2 separate regions of the Homo sapiens genome follow, and region 2 is linked to region 1. A link is a contact called in ENCODE Hi-C or POLR2A ChIA-PET data. All regions are on one chromosome and are shown on one strand. The core of a region is the stretch at or near the end of the contact, and the rest is flanking DNA. Distances in the headings are between cores, read along the strand shown.

The links. Hi-C counts contacts between places; a loop is a spot of excess contacts on that map. ChIA-PET counts read pairs that join two places held with the same protein, here RNA polymerase II (POLR2A). Pooled maps may share reads with other maps.
Region 2: a map of posterior cingulate gyrus shows a loop between it and region 1 (2.2-fold over the local background). The contact joins two enhancer-like sites. A Hi-C loop is called at or near these places in 3 of 168 maps with a recorded cell type or tissue (HL-60/S4, heart right ventricle and posterior cingulate gyrus) and 2 of 50 pooled maps. POLR2A ChIA-PET finds 5 or more read pairs at or near these places in 2 of 52 experiments (OCI-LY7 and WTC11).

What each region holds. Positions count from the first base shown.
Region 1 is chr13:77,777,538-77,782,214 of GRCh38, forward strand. No RefSeq gene overlaps it. Among named protein-coding and RNA genes, the nearest start is that of EDNRB-AS1, 39 kb to the right of the region's middle. Within about 2 kb of position 2,119, at least 3 of the 41 ENCODE cell types and tissues checked have a DNase peak (open chromatin) inside an H3K27ac peak, as active enhancers do.
Region 2 is chr13:77,831,597-77,836,335 of GRCh38, forward strand. It overlaps EDNRB-AS1 (EDNRB antisense RNA 1), which reads left to right. Exons shown (of 7, transcript NR_103853.1): 5 at 1,769-1,831; 6 at 2,137-3,394. Among named protein-coding and RNA genes, the nearest start is that of EDNRB-AS1, 15 kb to the left of the region's middle. RefSeq lists an enhancer at 397-1,983. Within about 2 kb of position 2,200, at least 2 of the 41 ENCODE cell types and tissues checked have a DNase peak (open chromatin) inside an H3K27ac peak, as active enhancers do.

The DNA of each region.
Region 1 (4,677 bases), core at 869-3,368:
AAAAGTTTCATGAGTAGAGTCAACACTTTTCTTAATATACTATTTGCTCTTTTAGATCCAGCAGTTAAACTTGAACTTGATCATGCCTTTGTATTTTGCATGTCATTTTTCTTTTTCCTTCTAATAACAAAGTCATTTTGAAAGATAATTGAACTATTATAATGAAAAAGTAACAGTTGTCAAGAACTTAGCAAATGTTGAAAGAGGCATCCTGCAGAAATATTGAAAGTTCATCACTCAAACTAGTGGAAAGTCTCAGCGTTTTTGCAGAGGATAAAGTTATGCTGCATTTTGTTTCACGGTTAATTGTAAAATACAAAATTACATTGTGGAACATTAATTGCATTCGTTTTCTATGGCTGCATAACAAGTTACCACAAATTTAGGGGCTTAGAACAACAAATTTATGATCTTACAGTGTCTGTGGGCCAAAAGTCCAGTTTGGGCTGGACAGGGTTTTCTACTTTGAGTCACAAGGCTGAAATCAAAATGTCAGATGAGCTGCCTTCCTTTTTGAAGCTGGGGGTCGTCTTCCAAGTTCATTCCTATTGTTGGCAGAATTCAGTTCCTTGACCTGTGGGGCTGAGGCCCTTGTTCTGTGGGGGGTCAGCCCAGCGTCCAGCTCAGGTCCTAACAATCACCAACGGTACTTTTTCCCGTGGCCTCTCCTAATGCCCTCTTTTTTTTTTTTTTTTTTTTTTTGAGACGGAGTCTCACTCTGTCCCCCAGGCTGGAGTGCAGTGGCGCGATCTCAGCTCACTGCAAGCTCTGCCTCCCAGGTTGACGCCATTCTCCTGCCTCAGCCTCCCGAGTAGCTGGGACTACAGGCGCCCCCCACCACGCCCGGCTAATTTTTTGTATTTTTAGTAGAGACGGGTTTTCACCGTGGTCTTGATCTCCTGACCTCGTGATCCGCCCGCCTCGGCCTCCCAAAGTGCTGGGATTCCAGGCGTGAGCCCCCGCGCCGGGCCCTCGTGCCCTCTTAACGCTTCACAACTTTCTGGAGAGACCCAGGCCTTTTAGAAATCTGACTTGTGGCCAGGCTCAGTGGCTCACGCCTGTAATCTCAGCACTTTGGGAGGCTGAGGCGGATGGATCACGAGATCAAGAGATTGAGACCATCCTGGCCAACGTGGTGAAACTCCGTCTCTACTAAAAAAATACAAAAATTAGCCAGGCGTGGTGGCGTGCACATGTAGTCCCATCTACTCAGGAGGCTGAGGCAGGAGAATCGCTTGAACCCAGGAGGTGGAGGGTGCAGTGAGCCGAGATCGTCCCACTGCACTCCAGCCTGGGCGAGAGTGAGACTCCGTCTCAAAAAATAAATAAATAAATAAAATAATAATAATAAAATAAAATAAAATAAAATAAATCTGACTCGTTTAGATTTGGCCCACCGGGATACTCTCCATTTTGGTTGATCAAAAAGTCAGCAGATTAGTAACCCAATCATGGGAGTCAAATTCTATCACATGCACCCGTTCAGCCTGCACTTAGGAGGGAGTTACACAAAGCGTGCACACTAAGAGGCAGTGATCTTGGGAGCCACCTTAGAATCCTGCCTACCACACTGTTCCATTATGTTGATGGTTGAATTAACTATCACAGGCCAGCAAATCAAACGAGATACTAGTGAGGAAAGGATCACATGCCACTTCCTAGCTAAGGCATGCATTCACATGATCCCATCAGTCAAGTCTTACATTTCTTATACTTCACGATGACCATATCCTGGTACACACAGGTCATGTTAAGGGTCTGTGGGACCCCTTCTAATGTTTTCTACTTCTTCTTTTCTGTTTTATTTTATATCTTTTTTTAAAAAAATCTGGTTATGACTCACGAAATAGATTTCACAAAATGGATTTTATGATTCATGACAGGAAAAACAGTCTTAATGGAGACAGGTTTCAATTAGTAATCTGGAAACATTTTTCTTTACAGAAAAAACACTAAAATATATTTATGCAAAAAAGTTTTTTCTGAATAAATCAATATGGACTAACTTATAGATGCAAATGGGTACACACCTGGGTAATCTTCAAAATTTATTTAAAATTATTACAAGACAATCAGCAATATCACTACAGTCCTCAGGAGGGCAGCATCTGCTCTAGGTATATTTGAAACTTAAGTGTGCTCAGAAGTTTTCTAGTGACTAGGAATTCCGGTAAGTAAATTACTTAGAGTGTATTAATCTAAGCAAACATTGGTTTATGCTTGGCAATTGAGAATCAGTCCTGTCAAAACCGTAAGTGCTATGATTTTTTTTTGTCTGACCCAAGAGAATTAGTTGAATTCTTTTATTCCTTGCTTCTTTCTGCTTGCATTTTTCCTTTGTCCTGTCTGTCCCTCTCTGGCTTATAGTCTTGCATAGGTGGTCCAAGTAGGGCCCAATAACCATGGCGGCTGAGGACATGACAATCATAAATATTTTCTGCTAATTCAGAGTTGTTGTAAAGTCCCTCTCTTAATTTCCACACTATGTTGACTTCCTGACTTCCTGCTGCATATGCCAACTGGTGGCTCCCTCAGTGCCTCTTTTGTGAACAGACAGGACTCTCTTAACCAGTGCACAAGAGGAAGTGCTGCCCTGCAGATGACTCACCATGTTCTCTTATCTTCAAACTCTCAGGTGCTTGAGAGAGGCTTTTGCTGACCCACAAACACAACAAAATCAAGCTGTCTAATCTGATGTTCTTAGACAGTTAAGCCTTTCTAGGCTTAAATCTAAGTGTGACTATAGAAGGAAATATAGTATATTGAATCTGTTCTTCCCACCTCTGTTCTGGACCCACCATAGTCTCACCCTAAAATCATGGTCTGGGTTGACATCACTCTGTCACTAATCAACAGAAAATTGTCAGGAGGGTCCCACATACTCTAGTTAGACATAGAGCAAATTTCCTGCCCTTTGTTTTACTTACGTCCCTATTGTCACAGGTTATAATACTGGCCCTAAGTGTGTATTTGCTTCAAATAATTATATTTTGGGAGACATTGGGTTGACTGTATCATGTTCCTACACATTTTTTTTTTTGAGACGGAGTTTCACTCTTTTGCCCAGGCTGGAGTGCAGTGGCACGATCTCAGCTCACTGCAACTTCTGCCCCCCAAGGTTCAGGCGATTCTCATACCTCAGCCTCCCGAGTAGCTGGGATCATAGGCGCCCGCCACCACGCCTGGCCAATTTTTGTATTTCCAGTAGAAACGGGGTTTCATCATGTTGGCCAGGCTGGTCTCAAACTCCTGACCTCAGGCGATCCACCTGCCTTGGCCTCCCAAAGTGCTAGGATTACAGGCATGAGCCACTGCACCCGGCCATGTTTCTCCATTTTTTAAGGGCCTGAAGTCTGTTGAGTAGAGCTGCCTATGTGAATTTCATATTTTTTCTTTTTACCCATGTGCTACTTATAGAGTGTTGACACTTGATCTGCCTTCTCTTGCCTTTGGTCCTCTGCATTTGTTGCTTGCTCTGCTCAAAATGCTCTTCCCACAACCCTTTTCTTGTCTCCATTCCCTACTTCCAGAGTCACCTGATACCTCTTCGGGTATATCTTGGCTGTGACTACTATGTCTTATAGCACCTTGACATGGTAGATGCTGATAGATTTGTCTGTCTCCCTCAACAGACTGTGCCCCTTCAAGACCAGGGCTATGTCCTCTTTCTAGAATCTGTCATGGCAACTGACACCTAGTTGACATGCAACAAAACTTTGTGTATGAATTAAATCACAAGTAACTGCTGAGGCTGTTTTTGACCTTGAGTTGATCGACAAGGTACTTGATATAATAGATAAGCTGTCGGTCAACAATATAGGTCTAATATGGGACCAATATAGGTAGAAAGAGGCCAGTATGGTGGTGATGATAGACACATGTAGAATCTGAAGAGGTCTAGAGGGGTGTGGGTTGCAAATACAGCCCAATGCTTTGGTTCCGGGAGGGACAGGTGACAGGCCTTCAGCTTGGCGTGATTTTTTTCTGGTTTCTGGGACTACCAGGAAGGGACAATAGCCCTGTTGGCTACTTAAGTATGGGAGGAAGTGTGAACTCAGTAGAATGGCACTGGGAAACGAGAGAGAACATGCACTCTGTAGCATGGGCTTGACTTGAACCCTGAGTGAAATTTGAAGAGAAGGAGCCTTATATTCTGAAGGAAAGGAGGATTAACACACTGCCTGGTGGACAAAGACCCAAATATAAGTTTGCTAGAGCTCTTTACTCCTGGTTTGGGCTTTACTCCAAAATGCATGCTCCTTTTTTCCTTCTTCTTTTTTTTTTTTTTTTTTTTTTAAATCTCATTATAAAAACCCCAAATCCTCTTAGAAAGTTATTATAACCATTCAGCACCACACCCCTCCCTTCTCACACATGCTCTCAGGTCCCTTAACCTTAAGAGGCAACCCCAAACACTCATCTCCCCCACTGCTCAGGGACTGGCTTCCAGCAGCCCAGCTGGACCAAGCTCATTATCACTTCTTTCCCAGAAGTGACCCCTGCCAACAGGGTTGCTGTGCTTGAGTGCCTCAGCAACTCCAGAAGCAAGACTGTCATTTCAGTGCTTGAAAAGGAAATAGGCCTATGTGTAGAGAAAAGCAGTTTAGGATTTCACAGACCAGAAACATAGCATGGCAAGTTTCTATATTTTAAAATCCCAGAATCAACCATTTTAAA
Region 2 (4,739 bases), core at 950-3,449, 54 kb after region 1:
TTGAAGAATCTGCTGTTTCATGAAGAGGTGATCTTCCCATGTCTGAGAGGAGGCTGAATGTCATGGATGCTGTGAAAGGATGGCTGTGCTGGCTGGGACGTTGGATAAGGTGACCTCTTCTAAGTTTTAATGCCTGTGATTTTCTAAGTGTCGCTGCCTTTAAATGGAAGTGGCCTCTTCATCACAGAGTCTTCATTGAGAAGAATTTGAGCAAAGGACCCGTATCCATGGTTTGGTTCTGCCTCGACCTAGCATTGTGATTTTGAGAAATTAGCTTCCCCAAGTTTCTAGTTTTATTTTCTCTAACAATGAGATAATTTTCAATTAAAACAATTAGTTGGACACTCCCTCCTCCATCTCCTTCTTTCCCTTTTTCTTCATTTTAATGGCTTATTACGTGGAGCCCCATATTTAGACCCATAGGAGAAGAGACGGTCTGGTCTTCCAGAGACGAGGTTGAAGTTCTGCTTTTCTGGCTTCCTTCTCATTTTAACCCTCTCCTCCCTGTGGAGCTGAGGAATGTGTAGAACATAGTTTGACAAACTCTGTCTTAAATGTCACTGAGTTCTTTTAAATGAGAACCTTCTATGATTCTACCACAGATTGAGCACAGAGTCATAACAAGAAGATCACAGCATTTACATCCGCCGAGAGGAGGCAAACTGACCTGTTGTTTTTCCCTCTATTGTTGAGTTAATATTGACTGAAGCCATTGTACCCATTGGCCCATGAACGTAAAGAAGTTTTATCAAAGAGCTATTAAGAACATGGAGTCATTTTGCTTACTTCTTAGGCCTTATCCAAATTTTAATATATGGTGACTTTGAATGCAAGATTTCAGACCGTTCTACTAAACTTCCAATCTCATTATACAAATGTTCTGATACAAGAGTCTTTGGTCACTTTTCACACAATGAGACTTTTTAGGCCTCATACAAATGACGCTATTTTTATACTGGGGCAAAATAACCTGATCACATTTCTTCTTTGTGTCTGAACTAAAGCTTGCCTTCTTCCTGAATGTGTGCCTTGAAATAAATGTGTAAATTAACACTAAAAATTTCATTCCTAAAGAGATTTCTTTATGCTTGTTTTATATCAAGTTCTTACTCTGCTTACACATTAAAGTTATAAAATGCATAGACATGGCCATTATTAAACTTTGAAGATCTGGCATGCTTCTATGTGAATATTATTTCATCTATAGCCTTTGAATTGAGAAACTCCTTTGTGTGATTTCAACAACCTTTTGTCCAGAGTTAAATGCACTGACAGGGCTTTTAGACAGAGCCACAGAAAATTCTCTGCTGAATACTTAATCAGTTCCTAAGTTGGCAGGCTTCCTCTTTTCCTTTCTTCAAGACTATGTGGCTAGACTACTAGAGATTTTTATTTGTCACTGAAAGTTTAAGACTAAATAATTTGGATATACTCTATATCATATTATTTTCATCACATACATTCAATGTTTTATACAATGTACATACACTGAGGTATGTTGAAATTTTATCATTTTTGAAAAATGGGTTTATGTTTTTACTAGTGCATTCCTTTACATTCAATAGCTTAATTCTTAATTATTTCACCTAATAGGATTACTATAATCTCTTTACATTTTAATACAGAAATCTGAATCAGATGAGATCCTATGTCTAGCAATTAAACAGAAGATTATTGGGCAATGAAAAATGTATTGAAAATTGCTGTTAAACTGAGTAAACAATGATGGAGGGAAGCCAGTGACATTCAAAATTTTCTCTTTGTCTAGTGCTTCACAGCAGGAACTGTTTCTGGCAGCTTGGTGAACCAAGAAAGGCAATATTCTTCTGGGGTGAGTTCTTATTCATTGGCTATCTGGAGTGCATGGAGAAGAGCTTGACTGGTTGGCTGATTCCTGTTCCCCCACTTTCTAAGGAATCAGTTCAACCACATGTTTTCTCATTGTCAACTTTATATAAATAGACTTCCCTTGGCTATTGTTGGTCTTTCGAAGAAGGATTGAATCTTGTTGAAGTTTCTTTCTTACAGACATAGAAAATGCTGGTAGCCATAACACTCCAAACTATTTTTCTGGATCTTAATTTGACTAGGGAGAGAGAAGGTCATTTTTGTTTAAACAGGGATTGCATTTTACAGAAACATTGCCTTGAGAGACACAACATGAATTACAACATCATGATGTATTCAGCCAGATGTCTGCAAGACAGAAAATCACGTGACTGAGCAAGGCATGTGAATGTTCTTAAAGGGGGAGAAATAGAAAAGAAAAACCAAACATGCATCAGATATTTCCTTTTTGCATCACATTATTCCCAATCATATGGATGCCTTATGTTTATAACTTGCCAATTATGAATTTCCCCTCATGTATATTAAACTTAAGGATCACTATAATTTTAATCTTGTTAACAAATTTGCTGTTTGTCTATATCTATTTAGGAGATTAGCATCCAGGGCTCATTAGGTATCTGTTAGGATGGTTGTTAGGGCATAGTGAGAAATTATTTTTTGGCACTCACAACAAATGTATATGGATATACATTTAGTTTCTTGGGATCCTAGTCCATGTATTTGAAAAGTATATGTACTTGACGATCCTGAGCAAAACTGGAATCATTTGAATTAATTCATCTTTTTTTTTCACAATTGGCAATCTCACGCTCAGTATATTAATACATATTCACTAAATAATCATAGTGTAGTTTGTAGTTTCTCAGTTGCACAGAAATGGTTGGGTTCTTTCAGGGATCCTTACTTGAAGATAAGGATCAGAGCACTATTAAGGAAAGGGAGGATAATCCTGAAGTGTGGGAGGGGATGGTCATGGATTTACCTATTTTTACTATTTGTTTTATTTACTCTATTTCTAACAACCCAATCACTTCTCCAGTGGCAAAGGCCTTTGGCATTTGGTAGGCACCCAATGCATAATTGCTGATGAAAGAATGAATTCTATTGCCAGGGCATCCATTTCATTTTCTCTGCAGCCACACCATCAGCATGGCAACTGCCCCGACAGCACATTCTTTTCATGATTGTTTTAAATTTCTTATGCTATTTTCCGTAAGGTAGTGGTCTATATAATTTTTAGTCATGCACTCCTATTAATTAAGTTTTGTGCATGTAGTCTCTAAATACATATTTTACAAATAAGATATTCTGTTGCTTTATAAAATATAGTTAATCAGAAGAATGAGATTGTTAATAACAATTCTAATAATTATTTCTCCATTTTCATGGACTGTCTTGCTAACCTTCCTTGTACACTGTATTCTGGAGAACCTTGGCTGTTGAAAGCATAAAGGAAGAAGAATGCAGTTTTTGCCTTGGGGAGCTTACATCTTATCTGGTATACCAGATAAACACAATGAAGGACAACACAACGGTAAACAAGGTATTTCATATCATGGTGGACTAGAAGAGAGTCCCTGTACAGAATTTTGCTAAAAACATAAAATTTAAAACATATTTCAGTCTGCCACCTTTGATTTGTAGTAAGATACTTCTTATGTTGAATTGAGTTTAAGCACACTCCAAACTTTGCAATAGATACATTCTGTTCTCTTGGAATCATACAGATTTAATATTAAGAACAATTTTTCTTTACTTCAATGTTTCTCTTTTTCTTATATCCTGAAAAACCTGACCACTTAAAACTGTCCTTCTAATCCCCGGCAGAGGAAATTTTACTTTTTGATAGGACACTTTTGACCTAGGTTTTGACTCTGAGGGAAGGATAGCCTAGGAGGCAGGTGTTTCATAAGTACATTCTAGAAGTTCATTTACTTCAGGCATGCAGGATGACATAGCAAAATGTTTATGGATCACAAACATAAGTGCAGTGATTCTGTAAATAATCCAACAACCTAACTTGTCTTGGCCAGAAATCTAGATGCTGACATCATGGGAAATATCCTTTTAGTTTGATGTATGCATCTTTCTTCAGGGCTCTTTATCCTTTAATACCTAATTGTTCTACCTTGTTTTTTTTTTTTTTTCATTCCTACTCCTTTTCTTCTACCCCTTAGGTCATATGTATCTATCTTCGTCACAGTCAAGGTGGCCCCTGTATGGTGGAAAAGGTCACTCCTTTAGTGGGAAATTAGCAAATATTTACCTAAAGTGAATTCATATAGTCATTTGTGAAGTAAATCATCTTAAGAAATGGTACAAAAATAAAATATTTCAGAATCTCTACTGAGTGAGGTATATTTGCAAGGAGATAATGGTATACTATTTATCTACTCATTTGTGCTATAACTTGACTATTTAAAATGAGTATATTAACATAAGGATTGTGCTGTATATACAATCTAGGAGAAAAAGGAGAAGGTCAAAAGCTAAGATCGGTGAATATGTCTCTAGGAATAGTTGTCCTGGGTCCTCTAGACAGCATGATAAGTATAGAAGTCTTGGTAAATTAACATATTGCCATTTAGGTTTACAAATTCATTTCCTGTGATTTTGGTTAATGTAAGTTTTAGGTCACCGGAGCAAAGTCAACTTTGGACCCATGATATAGAGAGCTAAAACCTATATTATGATGAATCTACTAAGACACCACACAATAAGAAGCTCTGTCTGAGGCCCCAGCTGGCTGCTGTGACATGTTTTTAGCTTCCACATATTAGTTATAGTAATACTAGCTGCTGTAAAATACAAATCTCAAAACTTTAGCCACATAACAAGATAAACTATTTATTCTTGTTTATTAACACTCTAATACAGATGTTCCTAGT